Regions from separate parts of the Homo sapiens genome. Here region 1 is linked to region 2. Evidence: chromatin loops called from intact Hi-C (ENCODE). Cell type or tissue: IMR-90. All regions are shown on one strand.

Region 1 (5,000 bases), 55 kb before region 2:
AAAGTGCTGGGATTACAGGTGTGAGCCACCGCGCCCGGCCAGAACTGGAACTTACAATGTTTAGCTTCTGAGAAAGTCTGTAACGACTTAGAGAAAATAAGCTTCTGTTAACTCTGATATCAACAGCAAATCGAAGAGGGAGCTTCTCTCCCACAGAAACATAACAGCACTTTTGCTGACATTTCCCACTACACATGTATATTATTTTTAAAAGAAGAAAAAATAATCAAGTTGGATTTTTTTAAGTTAACAAATAATCAACAGACAGAGGGAACTAGAAATCCACCCCTCCAAAAGAAACCCACAAACCTGAAAAGCTTTTCTTAGAAGTGCAATTTTTATTCATATGGCATGACACAAACACACCCAGGGGTTTCTCACTGAAAAATTTTGGATAGCATATCTGTTGAAGATAAAAACAAAATTCCAACCACCATACAAAATTGGGGGAGAATCTGCATACAAACTTTGAAAAACAATTAAAGAGAATAAATAGAAAATGGAAATGCCACTTTTTGTAGAATGTAATGTTTCCTCAAGTGGATACAAAAAAAACATGCAATGTAAGACTCAAGCTTTAATACTATTAACATTTTATAATTTTTACTAATTGATTACAATTTTCTTGAGAATTAAACATTCAAAATAAGGAAAAGTATACTCACAATGGTACATATCTTGCTATTATTTGCAAGGCTCTGTGACGTGTCAAAATTTGCAGGAAGATCTGAAAGGAGAAAAGTTCAGAGTATGAGCATCAAAACAAAACTGAAGGGTGACACGCTTGAAGCTAAAAATAAATGCTGGCCGGGCACAGTGGCTCATGCCTGTAATCCCGGCACTTTGGGAGGCCGAGGTGGGTGGATCACTTGAGGTCAGGAGTTCGAGACCAGCCTGACCAATATGGTGAAACCCCATCTCTACTAAAAATACAAAAATTAGCCGGCCATGGTGGCAAATGCCTGTAGTCCCATCTACTCAGGAAGCTGAAGCAGGAGAATCACTTGAACCTGGGAGGTGAAGGCTGCAGCGAACCGAGATCACACCACTGTACTCCAGCCTGGGCAACAGAGCGAGACTCTGTCTCAAAAAACAAACAAACAAACAAAAAGTGACATACTTGAAGCTAAAAACACATGCTAACCAAAATGGAATAATTTATCAGAGAAATAATAATTTCAAGACTTTTCTCCACCAGCATCAATGAAAATTAAATGGACTAATTATATAAATAATGCATTCAGGACAACTGACTGCATATCAATGGTAAATATAACAAAAAGATTACATCAAAGGTTGTCATTTGTTGCAGTCTACTTATTAGAATAGGTGCCAGGTATTCTGTGCTTTCCTTTTTTTTTTAAAGAAGACAGTGTCTTGCCACCAGGCAGGGCTTGAACTCCTGGGCTCAAGCAATCCACCCACTTAAGCCTCCCAGGTAGCTGTGACTAAAGACACACACTACCCTGCCTAGTTCTACTTTAAGCCTTTTTTAAGAAAATATTTGAAAAAAAATGTTTTTTTGCAGAGACAAGGTCTCACTATGTTGCCCAGGCTGGTCTCAAACTCTTGGCCTCAAGTGATCCTCCCGTCTTGGCCTCCCAAAGTGCTGGGATTATGGGTGTAAGCTACTGTGCCCAGGCTTTAAACCTTTTTATACTTACTATCATCTTCATCATCAGAATCTGAAACATCTACATCGCCTTCCTTAATGATCACTCGGGCTTTTGAGGGAAAAAGAAAATATGTTGTTCTGTCATTGATCTAGACAATGAATGGCTATACAAAAAAAGTTATTGACCTAGACAATGAACAGCTATAAAAAAAGTTATTTTTCCATAATCCAAAGTTAGCCCAATGATTAATTAAATGCACAATCTGAAAAAAAGTAAAGCAACTTTATAGTTTTTAAACGGCTAAAAATTCCTAGATTTCACCAGGAGTTCAATAAAGCAAGTTATAATTCATAAAACTCACAGCAACAAATGAATCTAGACACCTCCATAGGGGTCATTACGGGGAATATATGTCTACCAGACCTGGTGCCAATATGCATCTGGAATCTTCCATGGTAGCAGTCTCTCATATATAAGGGGAAGGTGGTATTTTAATAAAGAAGTATTAAAAAGAAAAGAAAAGAAAATTCCAAGCAAGCAAAGAGTAATGACTTACGAGGCACAAAATGGGAAGCAATCATGCTGAGACACGGTCTGAGGAAAACAGTCTGTGCTGATACAAGATTACCAAGAAAAGCCAAATACTCTTCCACTACTGTTTGACTTCTATTCAACCAAGGCAATCTCTAGAGTGGGGGAAGAAAGATAAAAGCAGCATGTTATTAATATAACATATACTATTACCAAAGTTCTGAATTACATACTTGACAGTAAAATAAATGGTGAACCTACCAATATAATACTGATAAGTTGCTCAAAGTCTTTTGTCAAGTACATGATAGAAGAACGGAATTCTAGCAGCCAGTTGATGATCTGGTCATCCTTAAGTTAAACAAAGAGTACTTTCAAAATCACAAATCCTCTAAGATAACAGAAATTTACAGCTATCTTATATCAATCACTTATCAAGAATAGATTGGGGGGAAAAGGTCACAAACTTGGAAGGAAATCAAAACTGGGTATTAAAACAGAAAAAGATGTCACAATAAACTTAATTGTTTTAAGAAAGTAATCTAGTAACTCTAATACACAGGAGAAAGACTTAAATGCAATACTTCAGCCTGATCACTTTTGTTTGCCCTGAAAAAGCGAAATCACCTCAAATGTTGACACCTGGGACTTTTAAAAACTGCAGAATTCTAGCAGATTGAAATATTAGAAGATCACAAAGGAACAATAGCTACCTCTATTTCCTCTATATTCAAGCTGACCAGGAAGCATGCTGATAAAATTCAGTCTAGGCTGATCAATTGGGATCATGAATAAACATAACTTTTCTAAACCAAATCTGTGGCTGAGTTTAAATATATTATGATGTGTTTGTTCTGTATAAATGATAGCCCCATTCCTCCATGAAATATTTTTCAGGCAATCAAATTACTGTTCATAGTAATTGTTAGTGACATGAGAAGAACTGCTAAATTTGAAACACAAGGTATAAAATACAGTGTCAATTATGTAAAATATTACTATATTAATTATATTCATGCATACATACTGCACAGGAAAAAAACCATTAAGAAAAAGCCCCTAATTTGTGGAAGGCTTAGACATATAAATAAAAGCAACACAAGGTCATACCTACAGGGATATTCATATGGAGTTATCATTTAGTGAGAATACACCATATGCCAGGCATGGTGCCTGACACTCCGCATATGTATCTTCTTCTAATCCTAAAAATTCTGCAAGATGTTTAGTTATTCCCATTTTGCTGTTCAGGAAGCTGAGGCTAAGAATGATTAATAAGCAATCTACCCTACCAAGAGGCCAGTAAAGAAGCAGGTCCAAACCCATCTGTCTCGGTCAAGGCTATCCTCCATCCACCATCCCACATGCCTCCCTATATGCGGAGAAGAAGCTGTCCCCTTTTCCCCACCTTAATTCAGCTACTGAGTGCTTACTATGCCATATCCATGTGTCAAACTCCCACAGATCAACCATTTTCTGATGAAATCCCAAGTAGCCTGGCAGTAAAATAAAGTAAAACCACAACTCATTTGTACTATGGTAATTTCATATGTCCAAAACTGTTAAGGATAACATTAACGGTAGCTCACTAAGGCCAAAGGCATGTAGAAAACAAGCTAAGTTAGTGTGTAAATAAAATTATCCTATCTCTTTTCCACTAAAAAGACTGCAACAAAACTATAAGGATAACATTTAAACTGTACCATTTTTAAAAGTAAATCAGGCTGGGCGTGGTGGCTCACACCTGTAATCCCAACACTTTGGGAGGCCGAGGTGGGTGGATCACCTGAGGTTTGGAGTTCGAGACGAGCCTAACCAACATGGAGAAACCCCGTCTCGACTAAAAATACAAAATTAGCTGGGCGTGGTGGTGCATGCCCATAATCCCAGCTACTCAGGAGGCTGAGGCAGGAGAATTGCTTAAAAAACTCGGAGGCAGAGGTTGCAGTGAGCCAAGATCATGCCATTGCACTCCAGCCTGGGCAACAAGAACAAAACTCTGTCTCAAAAAGAAAAAAAAAAAGTAAATCAGTTGCAGACTTTGATGCTTTAGTACTGAACTATTATTATTTCTACTAGCAGGCAGGAACAGTGGCTCATGCCTGTAATCCCAGCACTTTTGGGAGGCCAAGGCAGGAGGAGACTGCTTGATCCCAGGAATTTGAGACCAGCCTGGGCAACATAGGGAGACTTCGTCTCTAGAAAAATTAGGAACTCTGGCAGTCAGTGGTGCATATAGACATATTTCTGGGAGCTGTCCATGAGCTCATGGCTCTCCTGGCGACAGCGGCAGCGGCTAGGGAAGCAGCCTCCTTTCTCCCGGCGCCGCCGCTAGAATAAGTCCGGCAGCTCGCACTTTCAGAGCACACGCGCCGGGCGCGGCGCTGGGAAGGGGCAGCTGCTTGCCCAGCCCCGCGGCCAAGGTCGCGTCCGACCCCGGCCCGCCGCGGCCCCGAGTCCGCCGGCCGGGATGTAGGTGGCGCGGGAGGGACTTCGGCTGGGCGAGCAGAGGGCACAGCCGCCCCTTCCACTCTGCGGCGCAGGAGCCGGGGCGGGTCCGCGGGGCGCGGCGGCTGCGGAGACTCCGGGCGGGCGCGGGCCGCAGGCCCGACGCGGAGGAGACCGAGGAGACGCGGGAGACCCGGGCGTGACAGGAGGAAGAAACCCGGAGCCGCAGGAAGATGGCTTCTCCCACCTCCCCGGCCCCGGAAGGCGGGGCCTCCACCCCGCCGAACCCGCCGCGGATTCGTCAGACTGGAGTAAAGTGGTGCGATCTCGGCTCGCTGCAACCTCTGTCCCCCTGGATTCAAGTGATTCTCCTGCATCAGCCTCCCGAGTAGCTGGGATTACAGG
Region 2 (5,000 bases):
AATTGCACCACTGCACTCCAGCCTGGGGGACAGAGTGAGACTCCATCTCAAAACACACACACACATACACAGACACACACACAAATTCTCTCTTTTATTTCAGTAGTATTTATTTTTGTTCTTGTTCTGGCATATGTAATAGAGCCTCCAAAACACCATTTTGTTGTGATTTTAAAGGAAATGGCTTTCGTATTTAGAGTGATTTTTTCTGTTAAGTTTTAGCAAAGAAACTTCATGATATTTAGGTAGTTTATGTTTTTATTTTTATTTTATTTTAAGACAGGATCTTGCTCTGTCACCCAGGCTGGAGTGGTACAGTGGCACAATCACAGCTTGCTGCAGCCCCAACCACCCAGGCTCAAGTGATCCTCCCACCTCAGCCTCCCGAGTAGCTGAGACCAAAGGCATGCACCACCTGCCAAGCTAATTTTTTTTTTTTTGTAGTGACAGAGACTCATTATGTTGCCCAGGCTGGTCTCAAACTCTTGGGCTCAAACGATCATCCCAAAATGCTGGGATTACAGGCACCTCCTGGGTTCACACCGTTCTCCTGCCTCAGCCTCCCGAGTAGCTGTGACTACAGGCACCCGCCACCACGCCCAGCTAATTTTTTGCATTTTTAGTAGAGACGGGGTTTCACTGTGCTAGCCAGATTGAGGTCTCAATCTCCTGACCTCGTGATCCACCCGCCTTGGACTCCCAAAGTGCTGGGATTACAGGCATGAGCCACTGCGGCTGGCCTTGTTTTTCTTTTTTTAGAAAAAGCTGTTGAATTTTCCAGCTGACTTCTCAACACCAATTGATGTGATCACATTGTACTTTCCCTATGCAATTATATTGATCAATTACCGTACTTGATCATTCCTGAAGTAAACTGCTCAAGATATGTTACCTTTGGATATATAATTGTATTTTATTAACATTTTATTTAGAATTTTTACACCCAAATAATTAATCTTCAACCTCCTCTTCTTGGCTTGTTTTTGGTTTTTTTGTTCTTGTTGTAATTTGCTTGTTGGTTTACTATGTTTGTGAGATTTTCCTTTTTTTTTTTTTTTGAGAGGGAGTCTCACTCTCTCACCCAGGCTGGAGTGCAATGGCGTGATCTTGGCTCACTGCAACCTCCACCTCCTGGGTTCAAACGATTCTCCTGCCTCAGCCTCCTGAATAGCAAGTAGCTGCGATTACAGGCACCTGCCACCATGCCCGGCTAATTTTTGTATTTTTAGTAGAGACAGGGTTTTACCATGTTGGCCAGGCTGGTCTCGAACTCCTGACCTCGGGTGATCCATCCTCCTCGGCCTTCCATAGGCTAGGATTACAAGCATGAGCCACCGTGCCCGGCCTACTATGTTTATGAGATTTTTCTAGGAAGGTCATGCTGCCTTCATAAAAAAAATCCAATAGTTTCTTTTTCTATAACCTAGAATAGTTTAGCTAACATTGGAATTCCCATTATTCGTTTCACTTTATCTGATGATCCGCTGGACTCATCTTTGAAACCGTCAGGGGTTGGTGCCTCTACAAACAATTTTGTGCACACAAAATGGCATGTAACATACATGTAAGTTAGGAGGCACAGAATGAAGACCCCAGAGCCGAGTTAAGGTACGTTTATAACTTACTCATAGTGTCACCAAGGTTCAGCTTGGCTAAAAGGGCAAGGGGGAGGGGACACCCACCACCTCTTCTTAACAGCTGTCTTCTGGTGTCAGCACTCAGGAGTAAGCCAGACATTGTCACCATATGTTACCTGCGAGGAGGTGAGACCCTGAAGAGCAATTGGTAGTTTTCTCTGCTTTTCTCTTTTATTCTTCTTTGTAATAAAAACATGCTCACATTTAAACTCCTGCCATTTTATTGACTGGATTTGAAGCTGTGTGGGCAGGAGAGAGATGGACTCTGGGGGATGGAGAGGGACGGACAAGGGTTTGAAGCCCAGCTTTGCCCCCAGAGTGGCCCTGGGTGACTTGGACACCTGCAGGGAGCTGGCTTTCTCAGCAGTAAAATAGGTTTGTGTGGGGTTCAAATAAGCCCAGGGCCAGGTGCAGTGGCCCACATCCGTAATCCCCTCCCTTGGGAGGCCGAGGTGTGTGGATCACTTGAGGTCAGGAGTTTGAGACCAGCCTGACCAACATGGTGAAACCCTGTCTCTACTAAAAATATAAAAATAAGCCAGGCAGGATGGCAGGCACCTGTAATCCCAGATACTCAGGAGGCTGAGGCAGGAGAATCACTTTAACCTGGGGGGTGGAGATTGCAGTGAGCTGAGATTGCACCATTCCACTCCAGCCTGGGCAACATAGCAAGACTCCACCCTAAAAAAATATAATAAAATAAATAAATAAGCCCAAGGCCCCAGAGCAGATATTCCATAAATGTGTTTCCTCCTTGGCCCTTCTCACCACCCCTAACAGAGAAGGGCTGCATTTCGTTGTTGGGTAATGTGGAGCCAGTGCAGGTTCTTGAGGAGGGGAGTGGCCAAGAGCCAATAAAGCACAATAGGATGGACTCAGTGCTGGGATGTGGATGTGAGATGAACCTGATGCTACAGACCGGCAAACTGAGGCACAGAGAAGGGAAGTTGCTTGCCCAAGGTCACAAAGCTAACAGGGCTGGAACTGGAACCCAGATCTTTCTGACTCCAGGCCTCCCAGTCACAGAGTCTATCCCTCCGCCCCCAGAATCTGGGAGACACCACCAGCCCTCCACAACCCACTGCACCACCAGCTTCTTGGGAGGGATGCGCGTCACCCCTGTGTCCTGGCACCTTCCGTGCCTGCCCCCGCATGAGTCACCCACCAGAGCAGAGTGAAAACCCACCTCCCTGGGGGAGGCCTCCATGTGAGTGCATTTCAGGTTCCCGTCTTAGTCACCACTTCTCTTGGTTCCCACCCCTCCCCCGGCTGCCGGGAGCTGCCTGTGACACCCCCAGTAGGCTCAGACCCAAGTGTGTGGCGGGGCTGGGCCCTAGGGAAGGGCCGAGGCCTGATCCCAAGGTGTTGCAGGGTGGCCGGGGGGTACACTAGCCCTGCAACTGCCACGGGCTCCCCTCCCCCTAAGGAAAGCAGAGAACTTGCTGACGGTCGCTGTCTCAGTGCTAATAAGAGCTGACACCACAGATACTTACTTCCAGGCCCTGCACTAAGCCCTCTGCATCTGCTAAGAAATCTGATCCTCACAAAAGCCCAGGAGCTGCTCTTGTCTGTTTTGTAGATGGGGCAACTGAGACTCAGAGAGGGAGAGTGACTTGCCCGAGGTCACAGAGCCAGCAAAGGACAGGGCAGGTGGCAAACTCAGGCAGCCTGTGCAGACTCATCATGCAATCCTGCCCCTCCATGACTGGTGCTCCTGCCTCAACGCTGTCCCAAGGGCCAGGCAAGGTGGGGTCCTGCCCTGGGTCTTTTTTTTTTTTTTAAGATGGGTTCTTGCTGTGTGACCCAGGCTGGAGTGCAATGGTGCCTTCATGGCTTCCCTGCAGCCTCGGACTCCTGCCTGCCCTGAGTCCTGTCCTGCCCCTTCCGCCCAGCCCAGCCAGAGCCCCTGAGAATGGTAAGCAGGGACCACCCTCTGAGGAAGGAGTGGGTGGGCACCAGCTCTGCCCACCACCGAGGAGCCTAGACCAGGCACTGCACCAGCTCCAGCCCCACAACTACCTGCAACCCCTCCAGGGTGCCAGGCTGGTCACCTCCCGGACTTTATCGGCAGTTCCCTCTGCTTAGGACACCTTCCCCTTCTCTCAACTACCCTTTCTGTACTACTCCAGGGGGCAGTGTCACCTCCTCCAGGAAGCCCTCTGGGATGTGCCCCTATAGACCTACACTTAGAGCTCCCAGGTGTGAATCCCAAATTTGCCATTTGCTTGCTGTGACCATAGGCAAATGACTGAACTTGTCTGAGCCTCTGTTTCCTCATCTTCAAAATGAGGCCAGTGATATCTCAGGGGGTTGCTGTGAGGACGAAGAAAGAGCAGGGCAACGTGCTTATAACATGGCCTAGCCCATAGTAAACGCTCAGTAAACTCGGCTCTTTATACCATTGATCACGTTGGATAGTAATTGTTAGTGTCCATCCAGCATCTCATTTCCATGCTTGTCCTCAGAGCCCAGCCACAGGGCCTGCCCCAGAGACCATCTCAATATACATCCTATTCATTGAATGAAAGACCTGGGGCTGAGTGCAGTGGCTCATGCCTATAATCCCAGCTCTTTGGGAGGCTGAGGTGGGAGGATCCTTTGAAACCAGAAGTTCAAGACCAGCCTGGGCAACAGAGCAAGACCCCCATCTCTACAAAAGCTTTAAAAATGAGCCGAGCGTGTTGCCACACACTTGTGGTCCCAGCCTACTAAGGAGGCTGAAGCAGGAGGATGGCTTGAGCCTAGGAGCTTGAGGCTACAGTGAGCCATGATCGTGCCACTGCCCTCCAGCCTGGGTGACAGAGCAAGACTCCATCTCAAACAAACAAACACACAAACAAAAACTCCCGTGCTGATTAGTAGTGGGATTGCACCTGTGAATAGCAACTGCACTCCAGCCTGGGCAGCATAGCAAGAACTTGTCTCTAAAAAATAATTTTTTGCTGGGCACAGTGGCTCATGCCTGTAATCCCAGCACTTTGGGAGGCTGAGGTGGGCGGATCACAAGATCAGGAGTTCCAGACCAGCCTGGCCGATATGGTGAAACTGCATCTCTACTAAAAATACAAAAAAATTAGCCGAGCCTAGTGGAGCGTGCCTGTAATCTCAGCTACTCGGGAGGCTGAGGCAGGAGAATTGCTTGAAGCCGGGAGGCGGAGGTTGCAGTGAGCCAAGATCATGCCACTGCACTCCAGCCTGGGCCACAGAGCGAGACTCCATCTAAATAATAATAATAATAATAATTTTTTAATGAAAATAAAAGGGCCAGGCGCAGTAGCTCACACTTATAATTTTAGCACTTTGGGAGTCTGAGAAAGGAGGATCACTTGAGCCCAGGAGTTCAAGACGAGCCTTGGCAAGAAA

The links. A loop is a pair of places that touch in the nucleus more often than their neighbours do. Peaks named below come from ENCODE experiments on the same cell type or tissue, not always from the same donor. Only the 100,000 strongest peaks of a DNase experiment are listed, where the experiment ranks them.
Region 1: a loop joins it to region 2, with 9 times the contacts of the local background. A loop is called at or near these places in 1 of 110 quality-filtered maps.

What each region holds. Positions count from the first base shown.
Region 1 is chr16:29,081,941-29,086,940 of GRCh38, reverse strand. It overlaps the pseudogene RRN3P2. Among named protein-coding and RNA genes, the nearest start is that of LAT, 99 kb to the right of the region's middle. In IMR-90, no CTCF peak of the experiment used is centred here; no DNase peak of the experiment used is centred here; H3K4me3 peaks cover 357 bases.
Region 2 is chr16:29,027,318-29,032,317 of GRCh38, reverse strand. No RefSeq gene overlaps it. Among named protein-coding and RNA genes, the nearest start is that of LAT, 45 kb to the right of the region's middle. RefSeq lists a silencer at 2,997-3,096. In IMR-90, no CTCF peak of the experiment used is centred here; a DNase peak (open chromatin) is centred at 2,817; H3K27ac peaks cover 586 bases.